Linked DNA regions of Homo sapiens: regions 2 and 3 are each linked to region 1. Evidence: read pairs that join two places in POLR2A ChIA-PET (ENCODE). Cell type or tissue: PC-9. All regions are shown on one strand. Each heading gives the region's core, and the rest is flanking DNA. Links, peaks and the distances in the headings are about the cores only.

Region 1 (5,000 bases), core at 1-5,000:
GTCGCGTTGCTCTCCAGCCTTTCCAACCTTCCTGTCAAGCCTCTCTTCCTCTCACAAAGCCTCCCAGGTGCACCTGGGAGCAGGTACCTCACCTCCAGCCGCCTTCCCCCTGGCTTGAAAGTGCCTTCCTTATCACCTACACCATCCTTTCACTTATCCAGGGTGTGGCTTCTCTCTCCTAGCAGGTTGTAAATTTCCTGGGCCTGCAGACTGAGCCTCAGCCCAGGGTTTACTCACTCCCACCCTGCCTGGAACACAGTGAGAGTTCATTCAGGAAATGACTACAAGGCACAGGGGCTCTGGTCTGGCTGGAACTGATGGTGTAAATGGGGAGAAAAGGGTGATGTATCAATGAGACAGGGACTGAAAAAGACAAGGCTGTGCCCAGAACTAAGTTCTATGTTGTATGCTGTGGAGTAAAAGGGCAGGGTTCGCCGGGCTTGGTGGCTCACACCTGTAATCCCAGCACTTTGGGAGGCCGAGGCAGGTGGATCACCTGAGGTCAGGAGTTCAAGACCAGCCTGGTCAACAAGGGGAAACCCTGTCTCTACTAAAAGTACAAACATTGGCCAAGTGCGGTGGCTTACGCCTGTAATCCCAGCACTTTGGGAGCCTGAGGTGGGCAGATCATGAGGTCAGGAGTTTGAGACCAGCCTGGCCAACATGGTGAATCCCATCTCTACTAAAAACACAAAAATTAGCTGGGCGTGGTGGTGTGTGCCTGTAATCTCAGCTACTCGAGAGGCTGAGGTAGGAGAATTGCTTGAAGCCAGGAGGTGGAGGTTGCAATGAGCCGAGATCACGCCACTGCACTCCAGCCTGGGCGACAGAGCAAGACTCCGTCTCAAAAAAAAAAAAAAAAGGCAGGATTCATGGGAATCAATCTCTGACCTTATACTCAAACTGCAGCCTGGGCCACATAAACAGCTGAGAAAGAGAGGCATCTGACCCCGATGTAAAGGGGGATCCCCAGATCGGCCACTTCTCCTCCTGCCCGCTGCCATAGCTGTTGCCTTGGTCCCTGAACCCCTGGCCAAGTGGCTGATGGACTTGGGACTGACCGCAAGTTCTGGTACTCTCCAAAGGAATCTCAAACCACTCCACAGGCCACAACACAGAATGCCGGCCCTGTCCACAGCCCCAGCCACGGAGACAGCCAGGTACTGTAGCAAGCACATGCCTGACGCAGGGCCTTTGCACCTGCTATTGTTCCTTCTGCCAGGAGAGCCCTCCCCAGGGAGAAGCAGCTCTAATGTCTGCAGCGCCCTCCCTCACTCCCTCACTTCGCTTAGGCCTCTGTTCGAATGTCCGTCTATCAGAAAGACTTCTCTGCCAATCTCCTAAAATAACCGCTCTCTGGTCACCCTCTGTTCTTCAACTGTTAATTTTCTTCAAAGCACTTACCCCACCTGATAGAATATAGTTGTTTAGCCAGGCGCGGTAGCTCACGCCTATAATCCCAGCACTTTGGGAGGCCGATGTGGGTAGATCACTTGAGGCCAGGAGTTCAAGACCAGCCTGGCCTACATGGTGAAACCCCATCTCTTCTAAAAATAAAAAAATAATAATAAAAAATAAAAAACTAGCCAGGCACGATGGCAGGCGTCTGTAATCCCAGCTACTCAGGAGGCTGAGGCACGAGAATCGCTTGAACCCAGGAGACGGAGATTGCAGTGAGCCAAGATCTTGCCACTGCACTCCAACCTGGGCTAGCGAGCAAGACTCTGTCTCAATATATATATAGTTGTTTATTGTCTATTTCTCCACCCCAACTAGAATGTAAGCTCCAAAAAAAACAGGAAACTTGGAATTTATTTATTTATTTAGAGATGGGGTCTTGCTCTGCCACCCAGGCTGGATGGAGTGCAGTGGTGTGATCACAACTCATTGCAGCCACGGTCTCCTGGGCTCAAGCAATCCTCCCACCTCAGCCTCCCAAATAGCTGGGACTACAGGCACACACCATCATGCCTGGCTAATTAAAAAACAAACAAACAAACAAACAAACAAACAAAGCACTTTGTAGAGATGAAGTCTCACTATGTTTCCCAGACTGGTCTTGAAATCCTGGGTTCGAGTGATCCTCCCACCTCGGCCTCCCTAAGTGTTGGGATCACAGGTGTGAGCCACCATGCTCGGTGCCTTGGATTTTATTCATCGCTTCACCCTCAGTGCCAAACCAGCAGTAGGCAGGCAGTTCATCGTTGTTAAATAAACGTTTGTCGGCCGGGCGCGGTAGCTCACACCTGTAATCCCAGCACTTTGGGAGGCCAAGGCAGGCGGATCACCTGAGGTCTGGAGTTTGAGACCAGCCTGACCAACATGGAGAAACCCCGTCTCTACTAAAAATACAAAATTGGCCGGGCGTGATGGCGCATGCCTGTAATCCCAGCTACTCGGGAGGCTGAGGCAGGAGAATGGCTTGAACCTGGGAGGCGGAGGTTGCTGTGAGCCAAGATCGCGCCATTGCACTCCAGCCTGGGCAACAAGAGTGAAACTCCATCTCAAAAAAATAAAATGAAATGAAATAAAAATAAACGTTTGTCAAATGGAGACAGCCCTCCATACCCCTCCTGGCTGACAAGATAAAAGGTGACCGCTCATCCATGGATAAAGAACTGGTCGGTGATCATGGTCTGTAACACGGTCCGACAGGAGTCATGACACGGCTGGCTCCACTGGGCTCTTCCTTCTGGGAAAGCCAGGAATTGGAGGCACCTAGCTGTGGGAGGGGAAGATGAAAGGCCGTGCTGGAGAGCAAGGGGTGGGTCCATGGCTTTGGATGTGGGGCAAGAGGAGGAGCTGGCGGGGTGGAGGGAGAGGCCAGGGCAGAGAGGCCAGGAGAGGGACCACGGAGGGCTGTACATTCTGGAGCTCCTCCCTTGCCTGGAGGCTTTGGGAGTCCAGGTCACTCATCTCCTTGCAATAATCCCCCATTTCCAATGAGCTCCCATGAATCTCTGCAATCAGAATTGGCCATGAAAGCAGAAATACCAGCCCATCAGGGGCAGTGGGCCAATTAGGTAAGATGATCATTGCCACAATCTCAAGGCAGCCCCGGGGCTAACTGCCACCCCACGAGTCACGTGTGAGTGGTAAAATGTCCCCTTTGGCTGGTGCATTCTCTTGAGCATAGCCCAAGAAGTTCCCGAGCCTCTTTCCCTCGGCCCCTCCTCGCTTGGGGAGATTCTTTTTAAACCGCAGGCCTGAGCAACGCCCCTGGAGCCCTCCCTGGGAGGAGAGGAAGCAGTTCAAAGTAACGAGTCAATTTCACAGATGGGAGCCAAGACAAAAGAGGCAGCGTCTTCTCACCCCAGGCACCACCCGAGCTCAGCTTCCTCTGGCAATTTTAGCATGTTTGGTCCGGCCTCATTTAGACATTTCAGATCTCTGAAGCCCAGAGAGTGTCCATGAGAGGTTTCCGTTTGCCACGGAGTCGATAGTACAAATTTTGTTCCAAACACATCTGCCAAGTACAACCCTAAACTTTTCCAAGCGAGAGGTTATTTTCCTAACACAGCGCCTGCTCTGCTGGGCATCCTCTGTGGTCCAGAAGGCCAGTCTTTCCGTGCCTGCTGGCTTCCTGGAGCCACAAGGAACACAGCTGGGCTGCGGTGAGGCGGCCCTAAGGCCCTGCCCAAGCTACTGAGCCCCTCAGAGCCTCGGTATCCTCATCTGTAACTTGGGACTAATGAGACGTGCGTTTTCTGCTTTTAATGAGGCATTGCACAGGGAAAAGTGCGTGGTGTAGGACTCTTCTCTGCATCCTCCTCACTAAAAATTCCCCATTTCCTCCTGGTTCCTGGTACTGTTTCTATTTTTTTCTTTCTCTTTTTCTCCTTCTCTCTCTGTTTTTTTTTTAAGCCCTAGATCACGATTTAATTTCTCTTATGGTTACAGAACAATATAAATATTAGGTTTTGGTACTAAGTTTCTTGTGGTCCAACCTATGTACAATCATTCAATCAACATTTATTAGCCAATCAACTCAAGTCTACTGATCCAGCACTTTTTACCTAATGTCACTATGTGCTATGTTCTTCTTCTTCTTCTTTTTTTTTTTTCTGAGTTGGAGTCTCGCTCTGTCACCCAGGCTGGAGTGAAGTGGCATGATCTCGGCTCACCGCAACTTCCACCTCCTGTGTTCAAGCAATTCTCCTGCCTCAGCCTCCCAAGTAGCTGGAATTATAGGCACACGCCACCATGCCCAACTAAATTTTGTATTTTTAGCACAGACAGGATTTCATCATGTTGACCAGGCTAGTCTCGAACTCATGACCTCAGGTGATCCGCCCTCCTCGGCCTCCCAAAGTGCTGGGATTACAGGTGTGAGCCACTGCGCCCGGCCTGCTATGTTCTATTTTGTGCAGGATGCTGTTTTAGTGGGGTCCTGATAGGAAAGAGCATTTTCAGATTGAGTAATTTGATGAATAAAGAAGAAGAGAGAAGTGAGGGGGACAGGGAAGCCCTAAGAGATAATGTCATAACCACCCCCAACACATACAGACCCCCAGGGCTAAGTGAGGGGGAGCTCTTACTGAACTCACAGGTAGAAAGAGCTGCCAGGAGGGCTAGTGGCAGGGGCTGTGTAGCAGATACTGCGAGGGCCTGCCCACAGCCCTGGCTTTGACCATTTCGGCACACCAGCCTGACTTCCAGCTGCAAAGACTTGCATTTCTTTGCCTCAGGGCTTTCTCTAGCAGCGGAGCTGGCTTTGCTCACCTACAGAGCAGGCCAACTGTGCTGGGAATGAATACCACCACAGGAACAAGACTCAGCCAGTGACCGGTGGGTGCTGGAACATAAATACCCCTGCTCCCTCACCCTGGAACATAAATACCCCAGCTCCCTCACCCTGGAACATAAATACCCCAGCTCCCTCACCCTGGAACATAAATACCCCAGCTCTCTCACCCTGGAACATAAATACCCCAGCTGTCTCACCCTGGAACATAAATACGCCAGCTCCCTCACCCTGGAACATAAATACCCCAGCTCCC
Region 2 (6,056 bases), core at 593-5,592, 620 kb before region 1:
CTCAGCCTCCCGAGGAGCTGGGATTACAAGCGCCTGCCACCACTTCAAGCTAATTTTGTATTTTTTAGTATAGATGGGATTTCTCCATGTTGGTCAGGCTGGTCTTGAACTCCCGACCTCAGGTGATCCGCCCAACTTGGCCTCCCAAAGTGCTGGGATTACAGGTGTGAGCCACTGCACCCAGCCTACATTTTCATATTACAGCAGCTTTCATCCCAAATTCAGACAAAAGGTGTTACGTTTGCTAAGGAGAAAGTCTCTTATTAATCTAAAATTAATATCAAAACAACTATATACCAGCTCAACATGACAAAATTATTATTTGGGAATAATCTGGACGACCTTTACTTTGGATATGCAAATTTACAGATGTAAGATTAAGGATTTTGAGAATATTTCTTTGTGCATATCTTACATAAGGACTAAGCCCAGAAGACTACACTTGCTAAGAATAACTCAAAAAGGTAGGTTATCATCTAATATGATCCTAGCACAGCAGTAACAAAAACAATTATCTGACCTTTCACATTAGATAAGAATGTTTCACAACAAATAGTACCGACAAGTATTACACTTTACAGTTTACAAAAGCCCAAAATTTCATAACCACCCTGCAAATTAGTAGGCAAGAGAGACATCACTAATCCCCATTTGAAAGATAAGGAACCCAGTGATTCCTGTGCATTCTGTGATGGCAGATTTACCACATCTGCCAAATGATGAAATACTGTCATAACTCTTACAGTAATGCATCTCCTTCAAACTTTAGATATGAATGAAGAGTTAAACACATTTCATATTGCTTTAGCTCGATAAAATCCTGATCTGATCACAAATCAAGCCCACCAACAACAGATCCGTCCAGCTACTATGGTAGATTGTTGGAAGGGCAATAAATTCAAGATAAAAATTTCAGAAGAGATAAGCCAGGATCATGGTCATATGGTCTGAACTACACAGTTTGGCATTCTAAACATAACAGTTGTAACAAGATATGGGTGAGCCTTTAAATTTTTATGTGGGTATTTGGTATGAAAGACACTTGTAAAAATAAAAAAATAAAATGTATGTAGGGAAAGCTCTGAGCTTAGGACACTGCTACCAACACCTAGGTCTATTATATTTTTAAACACAGAACTGGCTCAAGGTAGCCATAAGAAAACCAACACACTAGGTGTTGACACCATCAGAGGATTTGGAATGCCAGCAAGCTCTATTTTCAGCAACTACCACATCCTTAACTAGCACGTTCCCATTTGTGGGGGAGGGAGCTAGGAGGAGGAAATTTTCACTTTTCCTTTGACTTATATTCTGCCAAAGGCTAACTTCATTTGAAAAAAAAAAATTCAACCTCCTAGAGACGTAGATCTAAGCTATCTCTGTGATAAAAAGCTGGACAACGTTTAGGAAACTGTTGTATGAGTCTAAATGACAAAATCTAGTAACAAATGGCCATTAAGTAGGGTGACCACAAGGCAAGTTTGTTGCCCAGGACAATCCCAGTTTATGCCTGCTGTTGTAGCTGATGAATTAGTCTGTCTTTTCAAGATATACTCATGTGGATGTTAAATTATGGTGACTTTCATTATTATTTGCTACAATTTAATAAATTTAAATGAACATCTGAAATTGTTCTTAGGGCCATGACTAGCATTAACATTTAGTCAGAGAACCATGAGGTTCTGTTGGCAACCAATTCGTCAATTTGGATATATCAATACCTAAATATATCAAGCTGGCCGGGCGCAGTGGTTCATGCCTATAATCCCTGCACTTTGGGGAGGCCACAGTGGGAGGATCGCTTGAACCCAGGAGTTACCTGGACAACACAGTGGGATCCCGTCTCCACAAAAAAAAAGTTTTAATTAGCTGGTCATGGCGGTACCAGCTACCTGGTGGGAAGATCACATGAGCTCAGGAGTTCAACATCAGCCTGGGCAATCCGCTGGGACCAGGCCTCTACCAAAAAAATTTTTTTGCCAGCCATGGTGGCTCACGCCTGTAATCGCAAAACTTTGGGAGGCCGAGGCAGGTGAATCTTGAGCTCGAGTTCAAGACCTGGGCAACATGGTAAAATCCTGTCTCTACAAAAATTAGCCAGAAGTGGTGGTATACTTCTGTAGCCCCAGCTACTTGGCATGCTGAGGTGCCCAGGGGGTCAAAGCTGCAGTGAGCCATAAATGTGACACTGCATCCCAGCCTGAGTAATATACTGAGATCTTGTCTCGGGAAAAAAGAAAAAGAAAAAGAAAAAAAAGTTCTTTTAAATTATCCAGGTATTGTGGTGCACAGCTGTGGGCCCAGCTAAGTGGGAGGCTGAGATGGGATGATCATTTGGGCCTGGGAGGTTGAGGATGCAGTGAATCGTTACTGCATCAATGCAATCCAAGCCTGGCCAACAAAGCAAGACCTTGTCTCAAAAAAGTATATGTATCTATCTCAAACTGTTAACTGACCATTTCAAAAATAGTGAAAATAGCCATTTTTCTTGCTGCTCTTTCCTACTCCTTAATGGATTCCATTAGACAGCTATCTAGCCAACCACCCGGAACAACACTGGTGAATCATATGCCAACCTTTGTCCCTCCTAGAAGTTGTATGTCTATATCTGGCCGGGTGCGGTGGCTCACACCTATAATCCCAGCATTTTGGGAGGCTGAGGCAGGCGGACTACCTGAGGTCAGGAGTTGAAGACCAGCCTGGCTAATATGGTGAAACTCTGTCTCTACTAAAAATACAAAAATTAGCCAAGCATGATGGCCCAAGTCTGTAGTCTCAGCTACTCGGGAGGCTGAGGCAGGAGAATCACTTGAGCCCAGGAGGCGGAGGCTGCAGTGAGCCAAGATCACGCCACTGCACTCCAGCCTGAATGACAAGAGGGAAAATCCATCTCAAAAAAAAAAAAAAGTTGTATGACTACATCACTAACCTAACAACTTAATAGCATTCACTAAGACAAAGGTGGCCGGGGGTGGTGGCTCACGCCTATAATCCCAGCACTTTGGGAGGCCAAGTCTGACAGATTGCTTGAGTCCAGGAATTCCAAGACCAGCCTGGGCAACATGGTGAAACCCCATCTCTACTAAAACACAAAAGAAATTAGCTGGGAGTGGTGGATCGCGCCACTGTACTCCAGCACTCCAGCCTGGGTGACAGAGCAAGACTCCATCTCTCCAAAAAATAAATAAATAAATAAATAAATAAATAAATAAATAAAATTTAAAAACATACAAACAAACAAAAAAAACAGCTACTTAAGAGGCTGAGGTGGGGGGATCACCTGAGACTGGAAGGTAGAGGCTGCAGTGAGCCAAGATCGCACCACTGCACTACAGCCTGGGTGACCAAGTGAGACCCTGTCTCAAAAAAAAAAAAAGGAAAAAGATAAAAGTGAGAGGAGAAAATATTTTAAAGCTACTTTACAGAAATGCATAGCATCAGCCATATCCCAGTACAGACATTATGATAAACTACGGGGCTTTTCTTTTCTTGAGACAGGCTCTCCCTCTGTGGCCCAGACTGGAGTGCAATGGTGCGATGTGGGCTCACTGCAATCTCCACCTCCCAGGGTCAAGCGATTTCCCACCTCAGCCTCCTCAGTAGCTGGGACTAAAGGCACAAGCCATCACAGGCCAGCTAATTTTTGTATTTTTAGTAGAGACTGGTTTTCACCATGTTGGTCAGGATGGTCTCAAACTCCTGACCTCAGGTGATCCGCCCACCTCGGCCTCCCACAGTGCTGGGATTGCAGGTGTTTGAGCCGCGGAACCCGGCTGGGGCTTTTCTTTTTTTGGTTGTTTTTTTCTTTTGCTTAAAGAGGTGACATCTGCCTACAATAAATCATGTTTTTTAAGAATCTGTATGCGAATAAACATTCTGAGAGTACCTAAACTTCACCTCATTTTAATTTCGCTGTGCCTTGAGATGGGATTTTATCTCTGAAAAAAACCATCAGGTTTCTTTAGGAAAGTGAAAAGATTTTGTCTACAATTCACCATGGATATCAGTCATCACAAACATCAAGATGTGAAGTAGATGCTATTAGAATTGTTAAAGAACAAGCATCAAGCATACGCTACTCACCCCCTACTCCCCTGAAAGGCACCACCTTACTTCACAGAGGTCTTTTGAGTGGCTGAGAGTAAGTGTACCGATCTAAAGGTCAGCAGACACTAAGTTCTGGCTTTACCATTTAATAACTGATTAGCCACATGATCATAAAAAAATCTCTCTCTCAAACTCACTTTCTTGAACCAGAAAATGGGAGTAACGCTCTACCTGCTTCAATCTTGTTACATAAATTAAAAACTTTTGTCAACGTGGGCTGTGAACTGAGGTACTGCATAATGTCATATACACATATGTAAAGTTTAGGCCAGAAGCAGTGACTCACACCTGTAATCCCAGCACTTTGGGAGGCCAAGGTGGGAGTCCAGGAATTCAAGACCAGCCTGGGCAACATAGAGACCTCAAATCCACAAAAAAAAAAAAAAAAAAAAAAAAACACAAAAATTAGGCCGGTGCAACAGTCCCAGCTACTAGGGAAGCTGAGGCAGGAGGGTCACTGGAACTCAGGAGGTCGAGCCTGCAGTAAGCTATAATGGCGACACTGCACTTCAGCCTGGGTCACAAAGCAAGACCCTGTTTCAAAAAAAAATTTTTTTTTAATTTAGCCTTCCCATAAATACATACACCTAATATGTGCCCATTAAAAAATTAAAAATTTAGGCCAGGTACAGTGGCTCATACCTGTAATGCTAGCCCTTTGGGAGGCTGAGGCGGGAGGATCACCTGAGGTCAGGAGTCAGAGATCAGCCTGGCAAACATGGTGAAACCCCATCTCTACTAAAAATACAAAAATTAGCCAGGTGCGATGGCGGGCGCCTGTAGTCCCAGCTACTCGGGAAGCAGAGGCAGGAGAATCGCTTGAACCCAGGGGGCAGAGGCTGCAGTGAGCCGAGATCCTACCACTACACTCCACCCTAGGTGACAGAGCAAGACTGTCTCAAAAAAATAAATAAAAATAAAACTGCAGCCTTTACTCCATGCTTGTCATTACTGTTTGTGTACACAGTGTTCTTGAAATATAAAGAAAAAATATGCCTGCAGTATCAGTCACCCTTACAGTCATCCATGAAAAAAAAAAACAATCAGGCCGGGTGTGGTGGCTCACGCCTGTAATTCCAACACTTTGGGAGGCCGAGGCAGGCAGATCACCTGAGGTCAGGAGTTCAAGACCAGCCTGGCAAACATGGTAAAACCCTGTCTCTACCAAAAACACAAAAATTGGCTGGGTGCGGTGGCTCACACCTGTAATCCCAGCAGTTTGGGAGGCTGAGGTGGGCAGATCACCTGAGATCAGGAGATAAAGACCATCCTGGCCAACATGGTGAAACCTCGTCTCTACTAAAAATACAAAAAATTAGCCGAGTGTGGTGGCACGCGCCTGTAGTCCCAGCTACTTGGGAGGCTGAGCCAGGAGAACCGCTTGAACCTGGGAGGCGGAGGTTGCAGTGAGCCAAGACCACGCCATTGCACTCCAGCCTGGGGGACAGAGCCCAGTCGTAGAAGGGATTTTTAACACTACGTTACTCAGTTCTGTCTATGCATTTAAGAAGGAGAAAAATAAACTTTACTCCAGAAAGTTAGTCCATTAACTGAAACGGCAATGGAAAATTACTGGCCTACAGTCAAAGAACTGGTAGTTAATCTAAATACTTCTAAACTTATTAACAACGTTAATTTACTACTACCTATTTTTTTCCTAACAAGACCGTAGTAAAAAGTTCATTCCACACATGCTCCCTTCCCTGTTCTTCACTAACTAGCAGAATAAGCTAGCTAGAGATGAGGATCTGGTGTTTTAAAAGGACAGCTCTCAGCGGGCTCAGTGGCTCACGCCTGTAACCCCAGCACTCTGGGAGGCCGAGGCGGGCGGATCACCTGAGGTCAGGAGTTCGAGATCAGCCTGGCCAACATGGCGAAACCCCATCTCTACTAAAAATACAAAATTAGCCTGGCATAGTGGCGGATGCCTGTAATCCCAGCTACTCTTG
Region 3 (6,056 bases), core at 593-5,592, 340 kb after region 1:
CTGAGCAGAGTCTGAGTGACAGACTGGGGTTTGAATCCTGGCGTCCTGCCTTTTAAGTCGTCTTGGACAAGTTTCTTAACTTCTCTCACCCTCAGTTTGCTCCTCTAAAAACAGACTGATGATTCCCACCTCAAGGAACTTTCGTGGGGATTGAGATGATGTGTGTAAATGTTCATTCGTTCGTAGCATTGTAAGCACTCAAAGAATATTCGTCTCTCCTCCTTTGGCTGTTGAGGCTGAAGGTAGGTTTGTAGGACTTGAGTTCATACCATGTCCGTTTGGGAAGGTTTCCCCAGTTCTTTGAGATGGTGGAATAATGATTCCTAGGTTTACAAGACACAGCCTGACCTCAGTTTTTCTCAGCAGAACCTATGCTCTGGAAAAAAAAAAGGCATGCCAGTATTATGATAAGCAACTTTGAAGAGTATTAGAATTCTCGGCCGGGCACAGTGGCTCACGCCTGTAATCCCAGCACTTTGGGAGGTGAGGCAGGTGGATCACCTGAGGTCAGGAGTTCGAGACCAGCCTGGCCAACTTGGTGAAACCCCGTCTCTACTAAAAATACAAAAATTAGCAGGGCGTGGTGGCGGGCGCCTGTAATCCCAGCACTTTGGGAGGTGGAGGTGGGCGGATCACGAGGTCAGGAGATCGAGACCATCCTGGCTAACACGGTGAAACCCCGTCTCTACTAAAAATACAAAAAATTAGCCAGGCGTGGTGGCGGGCGCCTGTAGTCCCAGCTACTCAGGAGGCTGAGGCAGGAGAATGGCGTGAACCCGGGAGGCGGAGCTTGCAGTGAGCCAAGATCGCGCCACTGCACTCCAGCCTGGGTGACAGAGCGAGACTCTGTCTCAAAAAAAAAAAAAAAAAAAAATTCCTACTTTTTAAATACTGACAGCTAATTCCCATTTAAAAAAAAATTGTGTGGGCCACACAAAAGACATCTGCCAGCCTCTGCCAGTGTGCAGCCTCTGTTTTGGGTTCGGTACAGTCACGGAGAACAGGAGCAGGAGAGGTTCCAACAGTATCGGGCTAAGTCAGGCCAGGGTATCTCAGGGCCTACAGACAGAGAAATCCTTATGCTTTGTCAAAATTGGTGCTCAGTGGTGAGCTAAATCCCAATTTGGGCTGAAACTGAGGCTCGTTGAAAGCATTGATTATCAACCTTTTTCCTCTGCCTGCAAAGCAGCTTCCTTGCATTGCATGGTGGAATCACGAGAGACTCTTGCGGGGGACGGGGAGGGAAGACTAGCAAGGTATGGATCAAAAACACCACCCCTCTCTGCCTTTTTGGAGATTCTGATGTGCCAGTCTCCCTCAGTCCCTGGAAAAATGCTCTGAAATGCATTTTTAGTCTGAAGTTGATCCAGACTTAAACTGTGCCTTGCTACTGTCCTAGCCACGTCCGAATTCAGCTTTGTTGTGGGAGAAATGGGAGTATAGAGAACGTGCTGAGAGGTCAAGAGCAGAGTGAAGTCTGTGGAGACTGGATTACCAGCCTAGCGACACCACGGTCCCTAGTTTCAAGGGACCCTTGTGTACTGGGCCCCTCAACTCCACACCGACCCATGGTTCTTGGCAGAGGAGGGTTGGGGGTGACTGAGGAGAGCCAGGCCTAGGCAATACAAGCTTCTCTGAGCTTCTTAGAATGCAGACATTTAAACAGAAAACACAGAGCCTTCCTGGAGAGCCTTCCTGAAGAATCACTGTGTCAAGACCTGACCATGGGCAAACCCAGGAAAGTTTGCAGCCAGATCCCCATTCCTGTTACCCAACGGGAGGGGCAAGACTCCTAGGACTGGCTAGAAAATTGCTTTGTTGAGTGTTTGCTGTGGTTGTTCCTAAACCTGTCTGTCCAGAAGCTGGACATGCAGTAGGCCCCTGCGAGTAGAAACTTTCCTTGTGTGGAAGTTTTCGCTGGCAAACCAGTCTGGCGGCAGCAGGGGGGTGGGTGGGGTTCTCTGTGTGCTGTTCCCAGGCCCGAGGATCAGAACCTATGTAACTGCCACCTCCGTGCCAGTGGAGGGTGGCGCTAGGAGAATGGACTCAAAACTACCACTATGGGGCCAGGCATGGTGACTCACACCTGCAATCCCAGTGCTCTGGGAGGCTGAGGCGGGAGGATCCCTTGAGACCAGAAGCTTGAGACCAGCCTGGGCAATATTACAGGATGCAGTCTCTACAAAAAAATAAATAACTCGCTGGGCATGGTGGTGCACGCCTGTAGTCCCAGCTACTCCAGAGGCTGAGGTAGGAGGATCACTTGAGCCCGGGAGGTTGAGGCTGCAGTGAGCTATGATTGCACCACTGCCCTCCAGCTTGGGCAACAGAGAGAGAGAGAGACCCTGTCTCGTTTGTTTGTTTATTTATTTATTTATTTAGAGACGGAGTCTCACTCTGCTGCCCAGGCTGGAGTTCTGTGGTGCTATCTCAGCTCACTGCAACCTCCGCCTCTCAGGTTCAAGCAATTCTCCTGCCTCAGCCTCCTGAGTAGCTGGGATTACAGGTGCCTGCCACCACACCTAGCTAATTTTTGTATTTTTAGTAGAGACAGGGGTTTCACCATGTTGGCCAGGCTGGTCTCGAACTCCTGACCTCAGGTGATCTGCCCACCTTGGCCTCCCAAAGTGCTGGGATTACAGGTGTGAACCATCACACCCGGCCTCATTTTTTTTTTTTTTTTTTAAACAAAATCCAAAAACTACCACTGTTGGGGAGAGGTCTTTGATATATCCTTTTATCCTTTTTATCTTAAAACATCACATCAAGTTTACATTTTTCTCTATCATATGGTTTTTGGATTTTTTTTCATTTTAATATAAAGACTTACTGTTGAATTAAAGTATAGGCTGGTATCTCCTGTCGCCCCCTCCCCTGGAGGGGAAGGTGCTTTTGTTTTTTCTTTTTTTTTTTTTCCAGATGAGGTCTTGCTATGTTGCCAAGATTGGTCTCAAACTCGTGGGCTCCAGGTATGCTCCTGCCTTGGCATCCCAAGTAACTGGGATTACAGGTGCATACCACCGCCCGAGGTCCATAGTGTTTTATTTACCCTATTCCGATTGGGCACTGAGTTTGCATTTTAACCTTTGGCTGGTAGAGCAGGTTTCAGAGGCTCACAGAGAGGCTTCTGGCCAGGCAGAGCAGGTTCTCAGGCCAATCATATCTCCCAGGACCTCAGCCTCCCCACCCCCCAGGGATTGGGGCAGACACCAGCCTGCCTCCTCAGTCACCAGATTCCCTGCCCTGCTGTGTGCAAGTGGGTCAACATGAGGGTTGCTTCAGACTGAGGATGAGCTGTAATTCGAGAAGGGTGGAATCTGTGGAGCCGGGAATAACATCAGGCTTTATTAACCAGCTCCCTGTTGCTAGGCAGCTTTCATTAGCCAGGAAGGTCTGCCCTGCAGTGAGCTCCTTCAGGGAATGGCAAGGAGATGCTAATAAGCTGGGAGAGAAGCCGGTGCTAGGGAAGGCTTGCCTCTCCCCTGGGATATTGCAGCCAGCGATATTTCAGCACATTCTGAGATTTGGACTCCAGGCAGTCTTCAGCCTGTCTCTTTTCAGTAAAAGGGATTCCTGGAGGCTGAGGTGGGAGGATCCCTTGCAGGAGTTCGAGACCAGCCTGAGCAAAAAAGACCCCATCGCCACAAAAAGGAGGAGCGGGTTCCTCCTCCTTCCCACCCACAGGGAATGAATAGCTCATTCTCTTGCTATCTAACTCGTGCCTTCCATCTAGAAATGATCTAAGAGGAAGGAGGGAGCTCTGAAGGAGCTGACTCCCCTCACTCTATCTTGGGGCATTGCGGAGGGCATATGGGGATGTTCATAGCTGGGACTTTGGGGTCACACAGACCTGGGTTCACATCCTGGCTGTGCCACGAAGTGTGTAGCCGTGCTTACTCATCTCTGAGCCTACCCCAGAAGGCAGATGTAAGGAACAGAAGAGCAATGCAGGCAACACACACAGCATGGATCTGAGTATGCAGAAGGTGCTCAATCGCATTCTACTTTGGTTTTTATTTTGTTTTGTTTCGTTTTGTTTGAGATGGAGTCTCACTCTGTCTCCCCGCTGGAGTGCAGTGGTGTGATCATAGCTCACTCAGCCTCGACCTTCTGGGTTCAGGCGATCCTCTCACTTCAGCCTCCTGAGTAGCTGGGTCTACAGGTCTACGCGCCACCACACTCGGCTACTTTTTTGTATTTTTGTAGAGACGGGGTTTCGCCATGTTGCCCAGGCTGGTCTCAAACTCCTGACCTCAAGTGATCTACCCGCCTCGGCCTCCCAAAGTGCTGGGATTACAGGCATGAGCCACCACCCCACCCCACATCTGCTTTGTTTTTGAAAGGGAGCATAGGCCGGGCACAGTGGCTCACGCCTGCAATCCCAGCACTTTGGGAGGCTCAGCTGGGTGGATCACCTGAGGTCAGGAGTTCGAGACCAGCCTGGCCAAAATGGCGAAGCCCCATCTGTACTAAAAATACAAAAATTAGCTGGGCATCATGGTGCACGCCTGTAATCCCAGCTCTTTGGGAGGCTGAGGCAGGAGAATCACTTGAACCTGAGAGATGGAGGTTTCAGTGAGCGAGATTGTGCTGCTGCACTCCAGCCTGGGCGACAGAGCGAGACTTGGTCTAAAAAAAAAAAGTGACCTTACAACCTTTCCTATAAAGCCTCCTCGAGCCTTCCCCAGGATTCCATCTGGGAATCTGTGTTTCTGGAAGTTTGGAGCATCTGGAGAATCAGAAATTTGAACATCAGGAACTCAATAAGGAAATTTGATAATATAAAGGAATTGTTACCAATTTTGTCAGTGTAATAGAGGTATAAGTGCATGTTTTTAAGAGTCCTCTTTCAGAGATAAATATATATGATGTCTAAAATTTGCTTCAGAATAATCCAGTGGTAGGAAACAATGGTTGCAGGCGGAGGAGCTGAAGCAAGATGGTCGTGACTTGATCATTGTTGAAGCTGGGTAATGAGTACATGGGCAGCTGTTATACTGTCCCCTTTTCCTTCTGTATATGGTTGGAATTTTCCCTAGTGAAATGTTTTGTTTTTTTTTTTTGAGATGGAGTCTCCCTCTGTCGCCCAGGCTGGAGTGCAATGGAGCGGTCTTGGCTCACTGCAAGCTCCGCCTCCCGGGTTCACACCATTCTCCTGCCTCAGCCTCCCAAGTAGCTGGGACTACAGGCGCCCACCACCACGCTCGGCTAATTTTTTGTATTTTTAGTAGACATGGGGTTTCACCGTGTTAGCCAGGATGGTCTCAATCTCCTGACCTCGTGATCCGCCCACCTCGGCCTCCCAAAGTGCTGGGATTACAGGCGTAAGCCACCACGCCTGGCCTAATTTTTGTATTTTAGTAGAGATGGGATTTCACCATGATGCCCAGACTGGTCTCAAACTCCTGACCTCAGGTGATCCACCTGCCTCGGTCTCCCAAAGTGCTGGGATTACAGGTGTGAGCCACTGCATTTGGCCTAGAATGTTTATATTCACATGGGAAGTATCTAATAGGGAAAAATTGCAGGCATAAAAAAGAGAAGAGAAGTTTGCTGGAGGAGCGTCTTTGAAAAGGTGCAAGGGAGGTGGGGTGCGGTGGCTCACACCTGTAATCGCAGCACTTTGAGAGGCCAAGGCAGGTGGATCACCTGAGGTCAGGAGTTCTAGACCAGCCTGGCCAATATAGTGAAACCCTGTCTCTACAAAAAATACAAAAATGTGCCGGGTGTGGTGGCGCACGTCTATAATTCCAACTGCTGGGGAGGCTGAGGCAGGAGAATCGCTTGAACCCAGGTGGTGGAGGTTGCAGTGAGCCGAGACCGTACCACTGCACCACTGTACTCCAGCCTGGGCGACAGAGTGAGACTCTGTCTCAAAAAAAACAAAAAAACAAGACATAAGAAATGGTGCAGGGGCAGCACTCCAGCCTCCAGCGTGCCGGTGGAAGGTGACCTCAGAGACAAGTCCAACTAGACCATCCCTAGGAACGAGAGGAAGGCAGGGACTGGGCATGAGGTGCAGGGAGGGAAGGCACCTGCATTCATCAGTCCCCTTC

Evidence for each region. Peaks named below come from ENCODE experiments on the same cell type or tissue, not always from the same donor. Only the 100,000 strongest peaks of a DNase experiment are listed, where the experiment ranks them.
Region 2: POLR2A ChIA-PET joins it to region 1 with 8 read pairs; 1 of 35 experiments calls an interaction of 5 or more read pairs at or near these places.
Region 3: POLR2A ChIA-PET joins it to region 1 with 7 read pairs; 2 of 35 experiments call an interaction of 5 or more read pairs at or near these places.

The regions. Positions count from the first base shown.
Region 1 is chr17:2,008,746-2,013,745 of GRCh38, forward strand. All of the region lies in intron 1 of RTN4RL1 (reticulon 4 receptor like 1), which reads right to left. The region is part of intron 2 of LOC105371486 (a long non-coding RNA gene); the gene reads right to left. Among named protein-coding and RNA genes, the nearest start is that of RTN4RL1-AS1, 6.5 kb to the right of the region's middle. In PC-9, for the core only: no CTCF peak of the experiment used is centred there; DNase peaks (open chromatin) are centred at 178, 3,056 and 4,666; H3K4me3 peaks cover 988 bases; H3K27ac peaks cover 2,273 bases.
Region 2 is chr17:1,389,958-1,396,013 of GRCh38, forward strand. All of the region lies in intron 1 of YWHAE (tyrosine 3-monooxygenase/tryptophan 5-monooxygenase activation protein epsilon), which reads right to left. Among named protein-coding and RNA genes, the nearest start is that of YWHAE, 7.2 kb to the right of the region's middle. RefSeq lists an enhancer at 1,955-2,483. In PC-9, for the core only: no CTCF peak of the experiment used is centred there; a DNase peak (open chromatin) is centred at 2,970; H3K27ac peaks cover 1,279 bases.
Region 3 is chr17:2,344,743-2,350,798 of GRCh38, forward strand. All of the region lies in intron 2 of SGSM2 (small G protein signaling modulator 2), which reads left to right. Among named protein-coding and RNA genes, the nearest start is that of SGSM2, 10 kb to the left of the region's middle. RefSeq lists an enhancer at 2,964-3,901. In PC-9, for the core only: no CTCF peak of the experiment used is centred there; DNase peaks (open chromatin) are centred at 1,919 and 3,189; H3K27ac peaks cover 3,154 bases.